2 separate regions of the Homo sapiens genome follow, and region 1 is linked to region 2. A link is an interaction called in ENCODE POLR2A ChIA-PET data of the cell type or tissue named here. Cell type or tissue: OCI-LY7. All regions are shown on one strand. Each heading gives the region's core, and the rest is flanking DNA. Links, peaks and the distances in the headings are about the cores only. Region 1 has its middle 22 kb from the start of SREK1. Region 2 holds the start of LOC401191 (a long non-coding RNA gene).

The links. ChIA-PET counts read pairs that join two places held together with the same protein. Peaks named below come from ENCODE experiments on the same cell type or tissue, not always from the same donor. Only the 100,000 strongest peaks of a DNase experiment are listed, where the experiment ranks them.
Region 1: POLR2A ChIA-PET joins it to region 2 with 13 read pairs; 2 of 35 experiments call an interaction of 5 or more read pairs at or near these places.

The regions. Positions count from the first base shown.
Region 1 is chr5:66,116,492-66,127,695 of GRCh38, reverse strand. No RefSeq gene overlaps it. Among named protein-coding and RNA genes, the nearest start is that of SREK1, 22 kb to the left of the region's middle. In OCI-LY7, for the core only: no CTCF peak of the experiment used is centred there; no DNase peak of the experiment used is centred there.
Region 2 is chr5:66,180,687-66,191,890 of GRCh38, reverse strand. It overlaps SREK1 (splicing regulatory glutamic acid and lysine rich protein 1), which reads right to left. Exons shown (of 12, transcript NM_001077199.3): 12 at 8,276-11,204. LOC401191 (a long non-coding RNA gene) reads right to left here and starts at 4,646. Exons shown (of 5, transcript XR_007058794.1): 1 at 654-4,646. In OCI-LY7, for the core only: no CTCF peak of the experiment used is centred there; a DNase peak (open chromatin) is centred at 5,470; H3K4me3 peaks cover 1,000 bases; H3K27ac peaks cover 1,239 bases.

The sequences.
Region 1 (11,204 bases), core at 1,300-9,299, 64 kb after region 2:
TTTTCCTATCCAGCACTCAACTTGTGACTTTTCTAAAATTGTAATTTATTTTTATTTTACATAAGATGAAAATCACTTTTTGTGTACAGATCTATGAGTTTTGACAAATGAAGAAAACGGAGTCATGTAACCCCACCCCAACCAACACACAAACCAAACCAGTTCTGTGACCCAAAAAAATCCTCTCATACTGCCCCTTTGTAATCAAGACCTCCCCACTCCCCAGTTCTTGGCATGCATTAATCTGTTTTCCATCTCTAGAGTTTCACCTTCTCCAGAATATCATATAAATGAAATTATCCAGTAGGTAGCATTTGAGACTGGCTTTTTAAATCTGGTATAATGCTTTCAAGATTCACCTATATTATTGTGTGTAACAAGAGTTTCTTTTGTGGCCGGGCGGGGTGGCTCACGCCTGTAATCCCAGCACTTTGAGAGCCCAAGGCAGGCGATCACTTGAGGTCAGGAGTTCCAGACCAGCCTGGTCAACATGGTGAAACCCCATCTTTACTAAAAATATAAAAATTAGCCGGGTGTGATGGCACGCTCATGTAATTCCAGCTACTTGGGAGGCTGAAGCACAAGAATTGCTTGAACCCGGGAGGCAGAGGTTGCAGTGAGCTGAGAGCACGCCACCGCACTCCAGCCTGGGTGATGGAGTGAGATTCTGTCTCAAAAAAGTAAAAAAAAAAAAAATTTTTAAGTTTTTAATTTCTGAGTATTCCTTTGTATGAATGTACTAGTCTTTGTTTATCCAACAGTTCAAGACTATTTGAGTTGTTTCCTATACTGCTGTGAGTAAAGCCACTATAAATGTTTGCATACAGGGTTTTGTGTGAATGTAAGTTTTCAGTTCTCTTACATTGATTTTCTTTTTTAATTTTAATTTTTTAATGATGGGCTCTTGCTCTGTCACCCAGGTTGGAGTACAATGGTGCAATCATGGCTCACTGCAGCCTCAACCTCCTGGCCTCCAGTGACCCTCCCATCTCAGCCTCCCAAGTAGCTAGGACTACAAACAAGTGCCACTATGCCCAGATAATTTTTATTTTTTCTGTAGAGGGATCTCACTATTGCCCAGGCTGGTCTTGAACTCCTAGCCTCAAGCAATCCTGCTGCTTTGGCCTCCCAAAATGCTAGGATTACAGATGTGAGCCACTGCACCCAGCTTACACTGATTGATTTTCAAATGCTGAAATAGTCTTGCATTTCTGACATAACTTTCACTTGACCATCTTGTATAATCCTTTTTATATATTGCTGAATTTTTTCCTTAAGAATTGGGAACGTTTATCTGGTTCTTTGTATGTCAAATAATTTTAGATTACATCCTGGGTATTTTGAACATTATGTTGTGATTTATGAAGGTGTTAAAAAATCTCTGGGGTGTGTGTGTGAAGTTTGGACTGCAAGTTATGTCTCACTTTCTATGAGTTGTGGCTCCAGTGAGTTCAGTTTTCAGAGCATTTGCTCTGCTGCATTGGATTTGTCCCATGCTTGTCCCTCTCAGGGGTTAGGCTGGGACTCAGGTGTTCTTTTGTTGTTGCTGCTGCTATTGTTTTTAAATCACAGTTCAGGTTTTAAAGCCTTTGCTATCCCACTTTGCATCCGTCTTGCTTATGCATAACTCAGGAGTGGGGCCTGAGACTTGTGATTTCACAGTCACAGAATTAAAGGGTCCCCTTCTCCAGCTGTCTCCTCTTCATGTTTTACCCCACACTCTCTAGTCCCCAGAGCCCCACTTTTCTGGTCCTCTGGCTAGAAAGATGGGTTTCTACTGGAGTTGTAGCTGTCTACACTGCCACGCAGATCTACATGACTAGAGCCATCCTCAGAGTAGAGAGAGAGAAAAAATGATTCCCTTCACACTTTTTGGACTCAGGATCCCCTTTCTCAGGTTTACCAGTTTCTCTGGTCATAAAGATGGGTTTTCTCTTGGAGTTTTAAGCCCCTGCACCTTCACCACCTCAGTGCAGCTCTGTGACTGGGGCCACCCTTGGCACAAAACTGAGAGAATAGGAAAAAAAACAGCAATTGCCACACTCTCTCCAGCTTGCAGGGGCCCTATTTTCCTTCCTCTGGACAGAATAACAGGGTTTCCCTCAGAGTTCTTGCTGCTTATGCTTGTTTCACATCATATCTGCCCTCAGGTTAAAGCTGGAAGATGAAGAGTCGGGGAGGCAGGAAATGTGGGACTCACTTCTGTACAGGCCATTCTTCAAATTTTGGCTGCCCTCTTGTACTGCCTGCTGTTGCTAACTTTCCACAGAGCTTCTTCGTGTATTTCTCTCACTTTTCTTCTTCTTCCTTTTTTTTTTTTTTTTTTGAGGGGGGCTGTTAGTTATCTCCCTCTCTTACCTACCTAATGTCAGCACTCTTCATTTTACCTGTCCTTATCTGTCTTTAATTTTGATATTTATACTGAGATCTTCCAATCAGTATCTTCAACCCAGACTCCGACCTTAGATGCTTTTTGTGTTTTGTTCAGTTTTTAGTTGTAATCTGCGATACAGATAGTCTGTAAACAGTTTCTCCATCTAAGTAATCATTCATGTGATTTTTTTTTGAGACGGAGTCTTGCTCTGTCACCCAGGCTGGAGTACAACCTCTCCACTGCAACCTCTGCCTCGGCTCACTGCAACCTCTGCCTCCTGGGTTCAAGTGATTCTCCTGCCTCAGCCTCCCAAGTAGCTGATAATACAGGCGTGCACCACCAGGCCAGCTACTTTTTGTATTTTTGGTAGAGACGGGGGTTTCACCATGTTGGTCAGGCTGTCTCAAACTCCTGACCTCAGGCCTCTCAAAGTGCTGGGATTACAGGTGTGAGCCACCACACCTAGCCTTGTGTGATTTTTTTATTCCACTTAATACTCAAGACAGAAATATTTCTTCTTAGTTTCTCTGGTCCTGTGGGCCAAGTTTTTCTAGTCCAGGAAGACAAGCATTTTGAAGCACCAGGCTTTCTACCAGGGTATGGTTCTAGTTCCCTCGAATCCCATGGCTAGGGCCACATCTCACGCCTCGTGAGGCTGTTGGAATCCCCCACTTGTCATTCTCAGGATCCTACAATTACTCACCACCATGGAAAGCCATGGTGTCTGGCTACCCATACCAGATTCCTTTTTCTGTCCTCATTTCTGTAAGATTTGTGTTCCTCATTCCTTTCTTCATCTTTGACTATTCATTTGGGATCATTTTCTTTCTGTTTGAAAAAATCATTTTTAGAATTTTATTTTGGGTCTCCTAATAGTGAGTCTTTTTAAATTTTTGTTTGTTTGAAAATCTTTCTTCAAGCTATTTCTACTGACTATATGATCCTGTATTGACAACAATTTTCTTACAGCTCACTGAAACTATTGTTCAACCATCATAGCTTTCATTGTTTTGGTTGACACATCGGCTGTATATTGAACTATAGATCCTATGAAGGTAACTTTTTCCTAGCTGATTTTGAGATTTTTTATCTCCATTTTCAGTTTTCTGCGGCTTCACTATAATGTGTTCAGCTGTGGATTTCTTTTTACCTATCCTCCCTGGAATTTGTTGGTTTCCTGAATCTGGATATTGGAGTCTTACTTTTGTTTTGAAAACTCCCAGCCATTATCTACTCAAATAGTGTACATGCATTATTTTCTTACTGGTTTTCTGTTCATTCTTTTGTTTCTGATACCTGTTGATTACTACTGCCTTTTTTGAGGTCGACTATGTACTTATCATTTTAAAGTTTTTGTTGTTGTTGTTTGTTTGTTTGTTTTTTAAAAAGGCAGAGTCTTACTCGGTCACCCAGGCTGGAGTGCAGTGGTACAATCTCGGCTCGCTGTCACCTCTGCCTCCGGGATTCAAGCAATTCTCCACCTCAGCCTCCCAAGTAGCTGAGATTACAGGCGCCCGCCACCACGCCCGGTTAATTTTTGTATTTCTAGTAGAGATGGGGTTTCACCATCTTGGCCAGGCTGATCTTTAACTCCTGACCTCGTGATCCACCCGCCTCGGCCTCCCAAAGTGCTGGGATTACAGGCGTGAGCCACCGCGCCTGGCTTAAAGTTTTTTTTATATAGAATTTCTAAGTGCTTGTAACAGGAGGTTTTCAACTTTGACTTGGTTTGCAATCTTTCTAGAATTGGACCCCATTCACTTACCGCTCATTACCGTTGAACTTCAGCTCTCACAATATACAAAATGAGCTCCCAATTTCCCACTCTGATAGCTCTTTTTCAAATGTTATCAGACACGGCCATACTGCAGGATTTAACACGGTAATTATTCTTTTTTTTTGAAATTTTCTCCTCTCATGAAGTCAGAGAAACCACTCTTACATAATTCTTGTATCTCACTTTTCTTTTTCTTCCTTTTCTTTGGGGGGGTGTTGGGGGGCTATCTCCCTCTCTTACCTACGTAATGTTGACACTCTTTTCATTTTACCTACACTTATCTGTCTTTAATTTTGACATTTATACTGAGATCTTCCAATCAGTATCTTCAATCCAGACCCCTGCCCTAAGTATGTCTAACTGCCTCCTGGTCATCTCCCCTTGAATGTCTCATAAGATGTTCAAACTCAAAATGTCCAAAGGTGATCCTTAATTATTCATGATCCCTATATCAAACCTCCTGCTCTTTTGCCCTTGCCAGCCTCTTCAGTTATATGCATCCCTCAAACCCTCACTTGCCATGCTTGCTATGCTCTAGCCTTGTTAGGCTGCATTTAGTTCCTCCGAGGTGCCATACCATTATTACATTTGTTGCAGAATGATTTTTAAACTACATAAATGAATAAATGTCATCCACAGTTCATTGTCCCTGACTCATTCCTATGAGTCAATCAACAGTTGGCACTTACTGCTACACACAAAAGGAAAAGATTGATGGCCCCTATTCTTTCACTCCTGAATCCTGGCTAGAAGGCTGTGTGGGGTCTGACAATTCTTTTGCAAGGGATGTGGCTTTCAGGAGTTACAATGTTATTGGTGTCTTCTGGACTCTAACTTGGCCCCTCGGCCTAATCTTTCCCATCTCAGCAATAACTGGAGGAATGAGGTTGGACCTTAGGGCACCAGCCTACCAAGATGAACATAGTTCTAGCTGCAGCCACCCAGTATGTGACTCCTACCCCAGTTTCTGCTCATGACCCCTCTCCCCCAAAGGTGATGTATAAGAAATAGAGTAGTACCTCTCATACCTACATTTCCTCATATAACATGTAGGGAAATGAAGGGTCTTATTACTCATTGATTGAACTACTTTATGTAGGGAGACAAGCTTAGTAAGCAAAAACTTTCTTCTAACTGGCTTATGATTACCAGGAAACATTTATATTTTGATTCATGATACATATTTGGCAGAAATGTAATTTTACCCCCAAACATTATTATAGCCTTAACTTTTAAGAGTAGAAAAATATTTATAAAGAGATTTTCACCGGGTGTAGTGGCTTATGCCTGTAATCCCAGCACTTTGGGAGGCTGAGGCAGGTGGATCAGCTGAGGTCAGGAGTTTCGATACCAGCCTGACGACAACATGGCGAAACTCCGTCCCTACTAAAAATTCAAAAATTAGCTGGGCATGGTGGCACGTGCCTGTAATCCCAGCTACTCAGGAGGCTGAGGCAGGAGAATCACTTGAATCCCGGAGGCAGAGGTTGCAGTGAGCCGAGATCACGCCATTGCACTCCAGCCTGGGGCGACAGAGCAAGACTCTGTCTCAAAAAAAAAAAAAAGAAAAAAAAAGAAATTTTCGCATTCAGGCTAATGCTTGCTTTATTTTTTCCTTCTAAAATTCCTGGGTTAGGTAATCACAAAACAGAACTTTAATAAATAACTTCCATAGCTGTTTTTGCCTTGTTTTTACAATACTGTTTCCTTAATCTGGATGCTATATTATTTGCTATGGCTGCTGTAATAAAGTACCACAAACTAAGCAGCTTAAACAATAGAAACTTATGATCTCACAGTTCTGGAGGCTAGAAGCCTGAGAGCAAGGTATTAGCAGGGCAGTACTCCCTCTGAAGGCACGAAGAAAGGATCTGTTCCAGGCCTCACTCCTAGCTTCTGGTAGTTCCTTGGCTTGTGACAGGATCCACAAGATCTTCAAATCTTCAGATAGTGTTGTCTCTCTCTCTCTCTCTGTGTGTATGTCTGTGTGTGTGTGTGTGTGTGTGTGGCTGTGTTTGTATCCAAAGTTTCCCTTTTCATAAGGACACCAGTCATATTGGATATGGGACCAACCTAACTCCAGTATGACCTCATCTTAACTAAGTATATCTACAATGACCCTATTTCCAAATATGGTAGCCATCTTGAGTTACTAGAGGTTAGTACTTCAAATGTGAATGTGGGTGGGGGCATAGTTCAACCCACAACAAATGTCTTCCTTCATTTGTTCACCTAGTGATTCCTGCTCTCCCTGGTTGTCTAGTAGTTAGGAAAGGAAAAAAAAAGGGAAATGCCTGTTCATTTTTCATGGTTCATGGCACCCTCTGAGATCTCCCAGAAATCACCAATGATTCCTTCCTCTGTGGCCACACTGGGCCCTGTGTGGCCTCCATTGCATTTATTTACGCACTCACCTTTCTTCCCTATTAGGGTATAAATTGCTTGTGGGAAAGGGCCTATTTGCTTATTTTTGTATCCCTAGCATCCAGCAGACTGCACAGCACATAATTAATGATGAATAAATATTTGTAGATTTGGGTATAGGCCAATTTAAATATAGAAAAAAAAAAAAAAAAAAAAACAAGCTAACTCCCAAGAATTTGTTTCAAAAAAGAGGAAGAGTACAGGGAACTTGTTTAATCAGGCTCAGCATTTGAGAGAATCCTGCTGTTCTTCAACACAAATAAAATCTTGCAGTTCTAGATCTTTATCTTCCAATATAGTTGCCACGTAAGGCTATTTAAATTCAAACTCATTAACATGAAATATAATTAAAAATTCAGTTCCTCAGTTGCATCGGCTATATTTCAATATTCAATAGCCACATGCAGCTATTAGCTACTGCACTGCATGGCACAGAGAACATACCCATCATTTCAGTAAGTCCTATTGGATGGTGCTAGTCTAGACAGTAAACATTTGAGGAGACAATCAAAGACATAATTCAATTTAACAATATTAATTAACGATATTACTTAATCCTTTTGTATAAGTAGATACCACATTTGGTATTGGCAAGAAACAAAAAACAAAGTTAACTCTCTGATATTAAGGAACTCCCCATTTATTACTTCACTAAATTTGTTTAAAAATATTTTGCTACGGGAAGTTTATTACATTTGAGAAATCATCTACAAAAGTTAGAAAAGCTCATAAAATGTCTTAGAAATGATACCTCAGGAAGTGGTTGTCACTGTCTCTCTCATTATTGGATTATCAAATAAACAACTTAAAAAATGAAAATAGACTCCAAATACCCTAGACACTTGTGAAGGTTGTGCACACATGCTGATCACCGTGTTAGATATAGAGTAGGGCCATGTTCCCATCGAACACACAGGTTCCTAATCTGAGTCTTCTTAGAATCAAACAGTTTAGTATTAAGCTGTGGGAAGTACAATTAAATCAAACTAAATTACATTTCTTTTAGTTTAGAAACTGCCTTAGCAACATTTATCCTATAAACAATTGGGTCAGATAGGACCTAGAATCTAGTGGAAGTCAAGGGAAAAACAACTTTCCAGTGACTTATGGCAAAACCCACTCAGGCTTATAGTTAGACCATAAGAAACCAAAGGTCACCTTATGTGTCACAGAAGGTGTTGGTGCAAGCATTCAAGATGATCAAGTTGAATTTCAGAATGGATATATTAACTTACAGACTAAACATATAAAGAATATTGGATAAATGAAGAGAAATCATTTAGTATAAAAAATAACTGTCTTTCATGCACAGTATATTCAAAGACATATTTATTGAAATATTTCAATCCTTTTCAAAATAACTACTTCAGAAATCATATTTGGTTTTGAATTATACACAATTCCTGCTTTCAGACTTCTCCGCTAGTTGCTGGTGGCCAAATATTTGCTATTATATTTGAAAATGGCTGACTCAAGGTCACTTCTTTCCCTTAAAATCTAGAAAGACAAGAGTTACAAAAAGTTTTGATAATGAGGGAAGAACTTTCCATAACCTATTACTCCAGTCTTCACATAACTTTTCTGTGGTGGCAGTCAGAGTATATACATTTTAATAAATTATCTTTTCCATTTAACTTATGTTTATCATAAGCATTTTTTAATGTTGCCTTCCTACCTTCCTAGTTATCACTTTTACAATGTATACAATAGACAAAGTACTGTACTGGGTTCCTTTAATTAACTATTCTTGTATTATTGCCTATTTACATTGCTATCAGTTCTTTGCTTTTATATATAGTATCACCACAAACACCAAAAAACTTTCTAAGACTCAGTAACACTAAGAATCCTATTTTTATCTGATGACAATGAATTAAAAAATCAATATTCTAATGCGTGCCCTCTTTTATATTTAGCAGAATTTAAAACAAACTAGACAATATAGACTTTTAAAAACTGTTTAGAATTAAATATCTAAATTATATTTTACTGTTACAGAAGGCTTCTATATCTAGATTTTGAGGGTGATGGGAAAATTTAGTAGATTTTTGTTGCTGACCAAAATAAAAGATGCCCAGAGACTGTTAATTACAAATAAATGAACATTTGATTTTTCCTATTATAGCAAACCAGTGGAATTCTTCCCTCTTTTTAAACGTTTCAACACAAGTTGGCATTTACCAATTTATTTTATATATTTTACCTATATATATAAAATTTATTTTAGCAATATATTTTATAATAAATGCTTTATAAATAAAAACTTTTAGCTTATTGGTAGGTTTCCTTTAAAATGAAAAGATTATGTACAACTGTATACCTTTTCTCAGCACAGTAACAAGAAGGTTTTCACAAATATTTAGGTAAAAAAGCTGCTGTTCTATACCCTAGCATATGTATACAGTTGCCTGGTATATCAATAAATATTAATAATACTTGAAAAACTTAACCAGTTAAATCCAGTTCATTTAAAAACCATAAATAGGATAATTAAAGTAGACATGTTCTTGCCTTTGTTCCTAAAGATAATGAACATGCCATTGACTTGTGAAGAAACTGAGGATAGACAGCAGATGGAATTTTTGGCAAACATTAGGCAAGCGTGACTGCTGGCAGCAGGAACTGGCAAATGCTCTGGCAAACAGTGCTGATAATACCTCAGTCCATTAAAGAAGTGCTGTCCAGGATTTGCCCGTCAGAAGATATCTTAACTACTTTTTCCTAAAGCCAAGAGCAGCCCCTCTATAACCTCCTATGGGGCCAAGCAGCCAATTTAGGATTCACTCTTGACAGTCTGCTTTGTCAGTTTTCCGGCGAATGTACGTTCATGCCTAGAAATATTGCTAACATAGAACGCTGCTGTTTTGTCTGACAGTATATCACAATCTGAACAGCGCACGCATAATTTATTCATTGATCCACAAATATCTATTGAACTCCAGTGTTGAGTACTTTATTTAATTTTTTTATTTGTATTTTTTGAGACAGAGTCTTGCTCTGTCACCAGGCCGGAGTGCAGTGGCGTGATCTCGGCCCACTGCAACCTCCGCCTCCAGGGTTCAAGTGATTCTCCTGTCTCAGCCTGCCAAGTAGCTGGGACTACAGGCGCGCACCACTATGCCCTCCTAATTTTTGTATTTTTAGTAGAGATGTGGTTTCACCATGTTGGCCAAGATGGTCTCGATCTCTTGACCTCATGATCCCTCTTGACCTCGATCTGCCCGCCTCGGCCTCCCAAAGTGCTGGGATTAGAGGCGTGAGCCACTGTGCCCAGCCGAGTATTTTAATATATACATACCACATCTTCTGTTTTCAAAGTTGATTATGCTGCAAGTCAGCATGAGGCTTCCTATGAATGCCATAGCTCTTCCTCCTGCACACCTCTTCAGGGCCTTTATCACTTTTTATACTCTCTCTTGTAGAGTAAAAGCCAAAGTTGCCCTTACAGTGGCCTAAGAGACCCTACACAAACAAACTTCCCTTATATATCTGACACCATGACCTCTTTTCTCTCTGTGTGTGTGTATGGGGTAGGAAGGTGAGATGTAAAATTCCACTGCAAGCTAGGCGTGGTGGCTCATGCCTGAAATCCCAGCACTTTGGGAGGCCGAGCGGATGGATCACCTGAGGTCAGGAGTGCAAGACCAACCTGCCCAACATGGCGAAACCACATCTCTACTAAAAATACAAAAATTAGCCAGGCGTGGTTGTGTGTGCCTATGGTCCCAGCTACTCAGGAGGCTGAAGCAGGAGAATCGCTTGAACCAAGTAGGCGGAAGTTGCAGTGAGCTGAGATTGCACCACTGCACTCCAACCTGGGTGACAGAGTGAGACTCCATCTTAAAAAAAAAAAAAAATCCATTGCAGAAATACAAACAGTCCTTTTCACAGTGCTGACTACCTATTATATACTTAATTCACCAGAGTGGATATAAAAGACTCTTCCATCAAGAGTTTCCCATAGTTCTTGAAAGGAAACTAACATACATGACAGTATGAGAATAAATAAGTTGTTAATTTTAAATAACAAGGAATGGGAAAGTTCAAAGTTCAGAAATGGCATGATGAGGACTATCTTTTCATATCCAGTTATCATCATGACAACAATAAACTGAGGGCCTCCAAATCTTTCTCTCTATCCCACTCCTTTCTCCTGAGTGCCAGGTGGGCATTTCTAAATGCTCCAAATTAAGCAAGAGCAACACAGAATTCATTATTCTTGATTTCAATTAGCACCACCACCTCGACTCCAGACACAACCTTGGAAGTCACCCCTAAGTCATCTTCAACACTATCTGAATTTTATTTGCCTGACACTTTCTAGGTATGCCTTACCTAGGAAGAGATCCCCTTCTCTCAACTCTCATTACCAGTACCTTAGCTGGAGCCAATATCATTTCTATACTGGGTTGTTAACAACAGTATTCTAACAATGTCACTAACTCTAAGCTTTGTACTCCAGCCACTGCCACACCAATTGATTTACATAGAGTAGATCAATCTTTCTATAATTCGGATCATTTCTGCCACCCACTGTTATCCTCAGAATAAAACTCTGCATGACAGCAATGGTCCTCCTTGTAACACACCCTTTCCAGATGGCATTCTGGATGCTGTTAGGTCTGATGG
Region 2 (11,204 bases), core at 1,289-9,288:
TGCCACTGCCCTTCTGCCTGGGTGACAGAGAAAGATCCTGTCAATGAATGAATGAATGAATGAATGACCGACTCTACTTCTTGCCCTGGATTTCCCTACCTCACTGAGTGGCCCCACCATCCACCCAAATACCTTAACCATAAATCTCAAGAGTCACTTGAGTCCTCCCACTTCCTCACTTGGGGAAGGCAGAATTCTAAGAATGACCCCCCAATGACCCTTGCCTTTGTATATTCTCCTCTCTTCGAATTATGAATATGATTAGTTCCATTCCCATGATTATGTTATGTTACATGACAAAAAGGGAATTTTTTTAGATGTAATTAATATTACTAAATCAGTTGACTTTGGGATAATGAAAGAAGAGACTATCCAGTTGGGACCAATTGAATCACATGCCCCCATTAAAAGAGAATTTGCTCTGGCCAGTGGCAGAAAAGGAAGTCAGACAGATTCTAAGCAAGAGAAGAATCTGATGTAAGCTGTTGGCTCAAAAATGGAAGACGGGAATTTGAGAAGAATATGAGTAACCTTTAGAAGCTGAAAACAGTTCTCAGCTGACAACTAGGAAGGATATGGGAATCAAAATCTGTCCCAAATCTGAATGGGCATGGAACTGGATTCATCCCCAGAGCCTCCAGATAAGAGCCTACCTTGTCTGACATCTTGACTTCAGCCTTGTGGGACCTTAAGCAGAGAACCCAGGCAAGCCTTCTTTAACTCTGAGCTACAGAACTGTGATGTAATAAAAAAGAAAAAAAGAAAGAAAGGAAAGTACTCAACATCAATGATCATCAGAGAAATGCAAATCAAACCTACAATGAGATTTCATCTCACCCCAGTTAAAATGGCTTTTATCCAAAAGACAGGCAGTTACAAATTGCAAGGATGTGGAGAAACGGGAATCCTCATACACTGCTGGTGGAAGTTTAAATTAGTACAATCACTACGGAGAATAGTGTGGAGGTTCCTCAAAAAACTAAAAATAGTGGCTCACGCCTATAATCCCAGCACTTTGGGAGGCCAAGGCAGGCGGATCACCTGAGGTCAGGAGCTTCAGACTAGCCTGGCCAACATGGCAAAACTCTGTCTCTAGCAAAAATACAAAAACTAGCCAGGCGTGGTAGCATTTGCCTGTAGTCCCAGCTACTTGACAGGCTGAGGGAAGAGAATCAATTGAACCTGGGAGGAGGAGGTTGCAGTGAGCCGAGATCATGCCACTGCACTCGAGCCTGGGGGACAGAGCAAGACTCCATCAAAAAAAAAAAAAAAAAAAAAAAAAAACCTAAAAATAGAGCTATGATACGATCCAGCAATCCCACTGCTAGGTATGTACCCAAAAGAAAAGAAATCAGTACATCAAAGAGATATCTGCATTCCCATGTTTATTGCAGCATTATTCACAATAGCCAAGATTTGGAAACAACCTAAATGTTCATCAAGAGACTAATGGATAAAGAAAATGTGGTACATATACACAATGGAGTACTATTCAGCCATAAAAAAGAATGAGATCCTGTCACTTGTAACAACATAGAAGGAACTGGAGGTCATTATATTAAGGGAAATAAGTCAGGCATAGAAAGACAAGCTTCCGGTCTGGTGTGGTGGCTCACACCTGTAATCCCAGCACTTTGGGAGGCTGAGGCAGGTGGATCACCTGAGTTCAGGAGTTCAAGGCCAGCCTGACCAACATGGTGAAACTCCATCTCTACTAAAAACACAAAAATTAGCTGGGCATGGTGGCAATGCCTGTAATCCCAGCTACTCGGGAGGCTGAGGCAGGAGAATCGCTTCAACCTGGGAGGCAGAGGTTGCAGTGAGCCGAGATTGCACCACTGCACTCCAACCTGGGCAACAGAGTGAGACTCAGTCTCAGAAAAAAGAAAGACAAGCTTCATATGTTCTCACTTATTTGTGGGAGCTAAAAATAAAAGCAATTGAACTCATGGAGACAGAAAGTAGAAGGATGGTTACCAGAGGCTGGGAAGGGTAATCAGGTGGGTAGAGGGGAACTGCGGGGATGGTTAATGGGTACAAAAAAAATAGAAAGAATGAATAAGATCTAGTATTTGATAGCACAACAGTTACTATAGTCAATAATAATTTAATTGTACATTTTTAAATAAGTAAAAGAGTATATCTGGATTGTTTGTAACACAAAGGATAAATGCTTGAAGTGATGGATACCCCATTTACTCTGATGTGATTATTACACATTGTATGCCTATATCAAAACATTTCATATGCCCCACAAATATATACACCTACTATGAACCCCACAAATATTAAAAATTAAAAAGAAACAGAGCTAAAAGAAATAAAACAATCCACAATCCAGTTGGAAATTTCAAGACTTTGAATTGACAGAAAAAGCAGACTGCAAATTATTAAGTACATAGAAGACTTGAACACCACTATCAACGAACATGACCTAATTGGCACTACAGATTACTTCACTCAACAAAAGCAAGGCACATTCTTTTCAAGTGCATGCAAAACACCAAAGTGGATTACTTGTGGACCATAAAACATGTCTCAGACAATTTCAAAGGAATTAAATCATACAAATGATGTGTCCTAACCATGATGAAATTAAGTTAGAAATCAGTTACAGAAAGATCTTTGAAAATTCCCAAATATTTGGACACTAATTAACACACATTTCAATAACCCATGGATCAAAGACAAAATCTAAGGGAAAATTATGAAGTATTTTGAACTCAATGAAAATGAAAATACAACACAGCAAAATTTGTTAGAATACAGCTAAAGTAGTGCTTTGAAGGAAATGTATAGCACTAAATACATATATTAAAAAAGAAAGGTCTGAAGTCAGTGACTCCTGTTCACACCTTAAACTAGAAAAAGAGGGCAAACTAAATCCAAAAGAAGAAAAAGAAAATAAATAATGAAGAGCAGAAATCAGTGAACTAAAAAAGAAAAATTGATGACAGTGAAATCTGATTTGAGAAAATAAATTGATAAACCTCTAGCTTGACTGATCAGAATAAAAAGAAGGAAGACACAAGTTAACGATATTATGAGTGAGAGAGGACATCGGTATAGATCTTATATGTATTAAAAGGTCGTAAGGAAGTATGAATAACTTCATGGCAATAAAGTTGACAACTTAGATAAAATAGACAAATTTCATTAAAGATACACAACATCAATGCTCATTTAAGAATAAATAAACAAGGGCCAAGCATGGGGATGTGTGCATGTAGTCCCAACTACTCAGGAGGCTGAAGGAGGAGGATCTCTTGAGCTCAGGAGTTTGAGACCAGCCTGGGCCACATAGTGAGACCCCAACTCTAAAACAAAACAAAACAAAACAAATAAACCCTAAGAATAAATAGCTTGAATAACTCTAAATCTAGTTTTAACACTGAATTTGTAGTGTGAAAGACTATTCCAGGCTCAGGTTGGCTTTTTTGAGGTATTCTACCTTAACAATTTGACACAAATTCCTTCAGAAAAGTGAAGAGGAGGGAATTACTTTCCAACTCATTCTATTAGGCAAGCATGCCCCTTATACCAAAACCAGAATGAAATTACAAAAAAACTCAGACCAATTTAAATACATTTAATCAAGTGGCAACATACGTTGAAATGAATTTGAAAAAGGTCTGGGGTTGCAAGACCAATTAGTAGGCTACAGAAGCAGACTAAAAGGAAAATGACAATTCTAATACTACAGTTACTTTTCTGCTAGAGTGATTCTATTCCATGTAACTAAAATCATACAAGGGCATACTTAAGATATTTCAGAGGAAATGCACAATTGGGAGGACTTAGCAGATGTGACTGAGGGTGGGAACAAGATGGAAGTTGCAGGCATTCTCAGGGATATTAGGGGTTCAGTTCCAGGCCACCATAATAAGGTGAGTATCACAATAAAGCAAGTCACATAAATTCTTTGGTTTCCCAGTGCATTTAAAAGTTATGTTTTATAACTATGGCCTATTGAGTGTGCAATACCATTATATCTAAAAAAGTGTACATACCTTAATTTAAAATACTGCTTAAAAAATGCTAGCGATTGTCTAAGCCTTCAGTGGGTCATAATCTTTTTGCTGGTAGAGGGTCTTGCCTTGATGTTGATAACTGCTAATCAGGGTTGTGATTGGTGAAGGCTGAGGTAAACGTAGCAATTTCTTAAAATAATAAAGTTTGCCACATCGATTGACTCTTCCTTTCACAGATTTCTCTGTAGCATGGGATGCTGTCTGACAGCATTTTACCCATGTAGTACTTTTAAAATTGGAGTCAATCCTTTCAAACCCTGCCACTGCTTTATCAATTAAGTAATATTCTAAATCCTTTGTGGTCATTTCAACAGCATTCATAGCATCTTCACCAGGAGTAGATTACATCTCAAGGAGCCACTTTCTTTGCTCATCCATAAGAAGCAACTCCTCATCTCTTCAAGTTCTATCATGAGATTGCAGCAATTCAGTCACATCTTCAGGTTCCACTTTTAATTCTAGTTCTCTATTTCTACATCTGCAGTGAAGTCCTTCACTGAAGTCTTAAGCCCCTCAAAGCCATCCATGAGGGCTGGAAGCAACTACTTCCAAGCTCCTCTTGATGTTGCTTTTTATTTTTATTTATTTATTTATTTTTAAGACAGTTTCCCTCTGTTGCCCAGGCTGGAGTGTAATGGCGCAATCACAGCTCACTGCAACCTCCACCTCCCAAGCTCAAGCAATTCTTGTGCCTCAGCCTCCTGTGTAGCTGGGATTACAGACATGCACCCATCATGTCTGGCTAATTTTTGTATTTTAGTAGAGATGGGCTTTTGCCATGTTGGCCAGGCTGGTCTCAAACTCCTGACCTCAACTGATACACCCTCCTCAGCCTCCCAACATGCTAGGATTACAGGCGTGAGCCACCCCGCCTGGCCTCATGTTGTTATTTTGTTCTCTTCCCATGAATAACAAATGTTAATGGCATCTGGAATGGTAACTCTTTTCTAGGTTTCCAATGTACTTTGCCCAGATCCATCGGAGGAATCACAATCTATGACAGCTATAGCCTTATGAAATGTATTTCTTAAATAATAAGACTAGAAAGTCAAAATTACTCCTTGATCCACGGGCTACAGAATGAATATCGTTTGTACAGGCATGAAAGCATTAATCTCCTTGTACATCTCCATCAGAGCTCTTGGGCAACCAGGAGATTGTCAAGGAACAGTAATATTCTGAAAGGAATTTGTTTTTTTAGCAATAGGTCTCAAAACTGGATTTAAAATAGTAAATCATGCTGTGAACAGATGTGTTGTTATCTAGACCTTGTTCCGTTTATAAAGCACAGGCAGAATACATTCAGCACAATTCTTAAGGACTCTAGGATTTTCAGAATGATAAATTAGCATTGGCTTCAACCTAAAGTCACCAGCTGCACTACCTCCTAATAGGAGTCAGCCTATGCTTTGAAGCTCTGAAGCCAGGCATTAACTTCTCTCTAGCTACGGAAGTCCCAGGTGGCATCTTCTTCCAATATAAGGCTGTTTCATCTACGTTGAAAATCTGTTGTTTCATGTAGCCACCTTCGACAATGACCTTGGCTTCCAGAAAATCTACTTCTAGATAACTTGCTGCAGCTTCTTACATCAGCACTTGCTGCTTCACCTTACACTTTTGTTAGAGATAGCTTCTTTCCTTTAACCTCATGAATTAACTTCTGCTAGCTTCCAACTTTTCTTCTGCAGCTTCCTCACCTCTCAGCCCTCACAGAATTGAAGAGAGTTGAGGCTTTGCTCTAGATTAGGCTTTGGCTTAAACAAATATTGTGGCTGGTTTGGTCTTCTATCCAGACCACCGAAAACAGCAATAAGGCTGTTTTGCTTTCTTATCATTCATGTGTTCACCAAAGTAGTACTTTTAATTTCCTTCAACTTCTTTAAATTCATAACTTGGCTTTCATGCCTGGCTAACTGCATTGTACAAGAGGCTTAGCTTTCAGCCTATCTGGGCTTTCAACATTCTTTCCTCAGTAAGCTTTATCATTTTTAGCTTTTCAAGTGAGAGACATGAAATTTTGTACTTTCCTTGAAAACTTAGAGGCCATGATAGGGTTATCAATTGGCTTAATTTCGATATTGCTGTTTCAGGGAATAGGAGACCTGAAGAGGGGGAGACAGGAGAACTGCCAGTTAGTGGAGCAGTCAGAACACAAACGTTTCTCTATTACTTTGCTATCTTATATGGGCACGGTTTGTGGAGTCCCAAATCAATTACAATGGTAAGATCAAAGATCAATGACCACAGATCACCGTAAGAAAAAGTTTGAAATACTGCAAGAATTACCAAAACGTGACAGAGCCACCAAGTCAGCACATGCTACTGGAAAAATGGTGTCCACAGACTTGCCAGATGCAGGGTTGTCACAAACTTTTAATTTGTAAAAATACAGTATCTGCAAAGTGCCAGAAGATGAAGTATGCGGCCAGGCCCGGTGGCTCATGCCTTTAATCCCGGTATGAGGCCAACAAGGGTGTATCACCAGAGGTCAGGAGTTCGAGACCAGCCTGGTCAACATGGCGAAACCCCATCTCTACTAAAAATACAAAAATTAGCCCGGCATGGTGGTGCGTGCCTGTAATCCCAGCCAGTCGGGAGGCTGAGGCAGGAGAATTGCTTGAGCCTAAGAGGCAGAGGTTGCAGTGAGCCAAGATTGCACCACTGCACTCCAGCCTGGTCAACAGAGTGAGACTCCATCTCAAAAAAAAAAAAAAAAAGATGTATGCCTGTAATGATGGCAATGTGCAATTAGAAAAATGGTAGTGCTGGTGAAAGACAATAAACAGTAAAGGGATACACTTGGGATTGAAAACTCAATGTTTTATTTGGAATGAGATAAGTTTAGGGTGCTAGTAAGATACCCAGTATTGTAATAGCTGATATTCAGTGAGTTCTTAGTGTCAGATAGTTGAAAAGGTGACTGAAGCTCAGGAGAGAGGGAAACATGGTACTGAAGGTCATGCCTATATAATTGATTCCATTTACCACCTCTCATCAATTGTGGTTATTCCTACATTAAATACGGTAGTATACTTTTTAAAAGAGATACTTTTCTGCAAATCTTAGGATGTTCTTCCCAAGGTAAGAAAATGATAATTATAAAAACTAAATTACTATAATGATACTCCTTAAGTAATTACGATTTGGTAGAAGTCTGCTGTTCAAAGCAGCTCCTACTCTAAGCTGGCATTGCTTTCAAGAAGTCCTGTGGAGAACGCCACACACACAAACCCACTACTGGCAAGGGGTGCATTTTAAAGGCCTCTGCTCTCCCACCCCTACACATGCAGTTTAACACATCTGAAAACCAAAATGGCAGCTGGGCACGGTGGCTCACATCTGTAATCCCAGCACTTTGGGAGGCCAAGGTGGAGGGCTCGCTTGAGGCCAGAAGTTTGAGACCAGACTGGCCAACATGGTAAAACCCCATCTCCACTAAAAATACAAAAATTAGCTGGGCGTGGTGTCGGGCACCTGTAGTTCCAGCTATTCAGGAGGCTGAGGAACGAGAATCGCTTGAGCCTGGAAGGTGGAGGTTGCAGTGAGCCAAGATAGCACCACTGCATTCCAGCCTGGGTGACAGAGTGAGATTCTGTCTCCAAAAAAAAAAAAAAAAAAAAAAAAAAAAAAAAAAAACCAAGAAAACAAAAAAAAAGAAAAGAAAACCAAAATGGCTCATGGCCTTTAGCCACAGAAGGCAGCTAAGATAGATGGCCTATGTAGATAAATCAATATACATAGCCTCAACATCTCTAGGCCAGCTAAGCCAATCAGGTCACGCAGGATTCTAAATTTATCTAACAGGTAATTTTTTTTTTTAGACTAATAGGCTAATAGGCTGTCTTACCTAAGTGACCACCCTGAGCACACAGCTCATTCACCAAATGGAGAGTTACACCTCTTATAAGTGGGAGAAGGCATTCCACCTGTTGTTAAAAGACAAAGTGATAGTTTTCATTGTACAAATATCCTAGCAAGAAGCTGAATTTGTGGCGGCTGGGGAGAAGGGAGATTCAGAGAGCAGCTATCACTTACTTGGATACTGCACAATGTTTAATATGAAAAGCCTTGACTGGAGTTAACTGCCACAAAACACGAAGATTGCCCCGTATGCAAAACCTTCCATTTTTGGTAGTAATCTTGAACCCTGGAAAAGCCTATTATCACCTTTCAGTTATAGAAATAAGATGTAAATATGCAAATAACTGTTCCAGAAATAGGTGAAATTACTACTCAACAGTGGCAAGATTTTAAGATTTTCATTTTATTAAAAATATAGCAACATAATAGCAGCATTGTTTGATAAATCTTTACTAGTACCATTTAAAAGTAGTCCTACTCACAAATAACCACCACCTATGCAGCATGTTTATGTTTACATTCCAAACTCTTCCCTTGATAATCTAACACTGTTCTATTAATCTAATCATTAAGGAGGTAATTTTTTAAGCATTAAGTTGATCTACACAGCTACACAGTATACTCAAATTTCATACTTAAATCTATTGTAGAAATCAGAAATTCTTTAGTTTATTCCCCAACAGTGTGTTACCTACCAGTACCCTCAAAATGGTTGAAATCAACCTATTCTTTCAGTGTGATTTTTATGAATTTATACTTACATATGTAGTTAAGAAATTATGTCTAGCAAATAAAAATAAACCAAGAATAGAAGGTACTACTCCTCCATACCAATCCTGGAAAAATAAAATATAGAGGTAAAATATGTGAAATCTCCCAAAAGTTGGCAATTTTAAAATTAAAATGTTAACTAGATATAAATTTAAAAATCAGGCAACAGACTTAAAACCTTTTATAAACATTATATTAAGAACTGTTATATCTGATATAAGCTAATTGTAACAAACTAATTGCTAGAAACTATAAAAGTACCTTAGAATGGAAGAAAGCTAGTTATTAGTTACTAAATCCAACTGACTGAATATAACCAAAGTCATAAATGGCTTAGCGTTTACTTTTAAAATAACGTATTGCCAGGTGCAGTACCTCACACCTGTAATCTCAGCACTTTAGAAGGCTGAGGCAGACAGATTGTTTGAGCCCAGGAGTTTGAGACCAGTCTAGGCAACATGGCAAGATCCTGTCTCTACAAAAAAAATTCTAAAATTAACTGGGCTTGGTGGCACATGTCTGTGGTCCCAGCTATTCAAGAGGCTGAGGTGAGAGGATCATCCATGCCGAGAAAGGTCAAGATTGCAGTGAGCCATGATCGTGTCACTGCACTCCAGCCTGAGTGACAGAGTGAGACCCTGTCTCAAAAAGAAAAGTAATAATAATAATGTATTACTCTTCAGGCAAAACCACCAATAAGAGTGTACTAAAAACAAACTCACCCACAAACCCAAGATTAAGTAGGGAAGTCAATTTTATTTTAAAATTTTATTACATTTATACTAAACTCCTGCTTCCAGAAATATAATTTAGCTCTTTTAAGAGCACTAGCTTTTAAAATTTGAAAATAAACATCTAATTTTAAGTGAAAATTACATTAGTAAATAAACATGAGAAAATAATATATATGTAGTGAAAATAAAAAATATTTAAACACAAGAAACATGGGCACTGCACATTTACTTTGTGGGAATGGCTCTACTTCGTAACGCACCAGTTGAAATCAGATACTGTCTTCCAATGAAAACGTAAATGATTCACTGAAATTATAAGTTATTCAATGCCATCCCTCCAAAGGGATTCATTTTAATTGTTAATTCAACAATAATTAAATCATGCTCTTTATTTCTAACAGATTAAAAAAAAACTTAAAGGCCTATTACTCTACATTATAATTCTTGAATCTACACAGTATCTTCACTTGAGAAGGGAGTTAGATCAGGGTTCTAAGTTTTAAAATAAAGATAGCAACATAGACATAGGAATGACTGAAGGTCTTGAAAATTATTACTATCACAAAATAAATTCTCTTGACCCCCCCCCCCCCGACAAAAAAACCTTTTCATTATAAACGCCAGTGTTTATTTTTAATTGAGCAGGTCAAAATTTAAGCCTCTGGCACTGCCAAAGATCAACATAGCAGGTACTGAACCTCGTGAAGAAAAGAACTTGAAACACAGAGATCACAAGCTGACTAGTGTTTGCAATTATAAGCTAATTAGATAGAAAATAACTAAGATGATAACTGCAGAACTTCAGGATTTAAAAGTTTTGACACAAAACTTATGCACTAGCTTATGAACTGATGCACCATCTTATGATACTAGTTCAGCATACGTTGCTGAAAGGCAACAGAATTTGTCTACAATGATAAATAGCAACTACAACTTAAGGAAGAGAGGGTACTCTATGTAATCAAGCTACAAAAGATAATTACAGAAAGTATGAAGCATAAAATGTCTGTCTTCTTGGCCTTACCTCAAGTTTATCTGACAACATCTACCTGGGATTTAAAAAAAGAAGTCTTAAAGAAAAAAACAAAATACCCTGAAAGAAAAGAATAAACAAATGAAAACATGAGCTCTTTTAAGTGAACAGAGAAAGTATGTCTCAAACAGATACACACGTGCGCATGCGCACACATGGACACACAAGCACACACACACATCCCTCTAGACCCTAGAATGCCTTGCTTCCATAAGCCCATGTAAAAAAAAAGTCAAACCCTAATAACAATCTGATTTGTTCCTCCAGATCTCTTGTATTCCTACTCATTCTTAGTTTTTACAAATCAGTGTTTCAAGATTATAGTACGATTATTTTAAAGCTTAATAAATATCAGCAGAGAAAATAATTAGCAGCAAGAACCAAATTAAATGTTAATTACCAACATAAAGAAACATGTAATAGGTCCAGAGTACAAGAAAACACTCATACTTTAAATGACTTGTTTTATAGACACCACACAAACATGCACTCTCCACGTCACAACAATCTCTATGACAACTAAAATGAGCAGGATAAAACTAAAATGCTTTTTTGAAATGCATAAACAAACATTTTCCTCTAAAATACTTAGCTTTATTAAAGACATGGTACTAAAAATAACAGATTCCAACATTTGCTCTATTTCTACTTATATATCATAAATAAGACAGCTGTTGATGCAAGACACACTCTTTCACAATCTTTCCATATGCACCCAAGCATTCTTGTATCAGAATAAGCTGTTTACCAGCCAACCGTATGTGGCTGAATGAT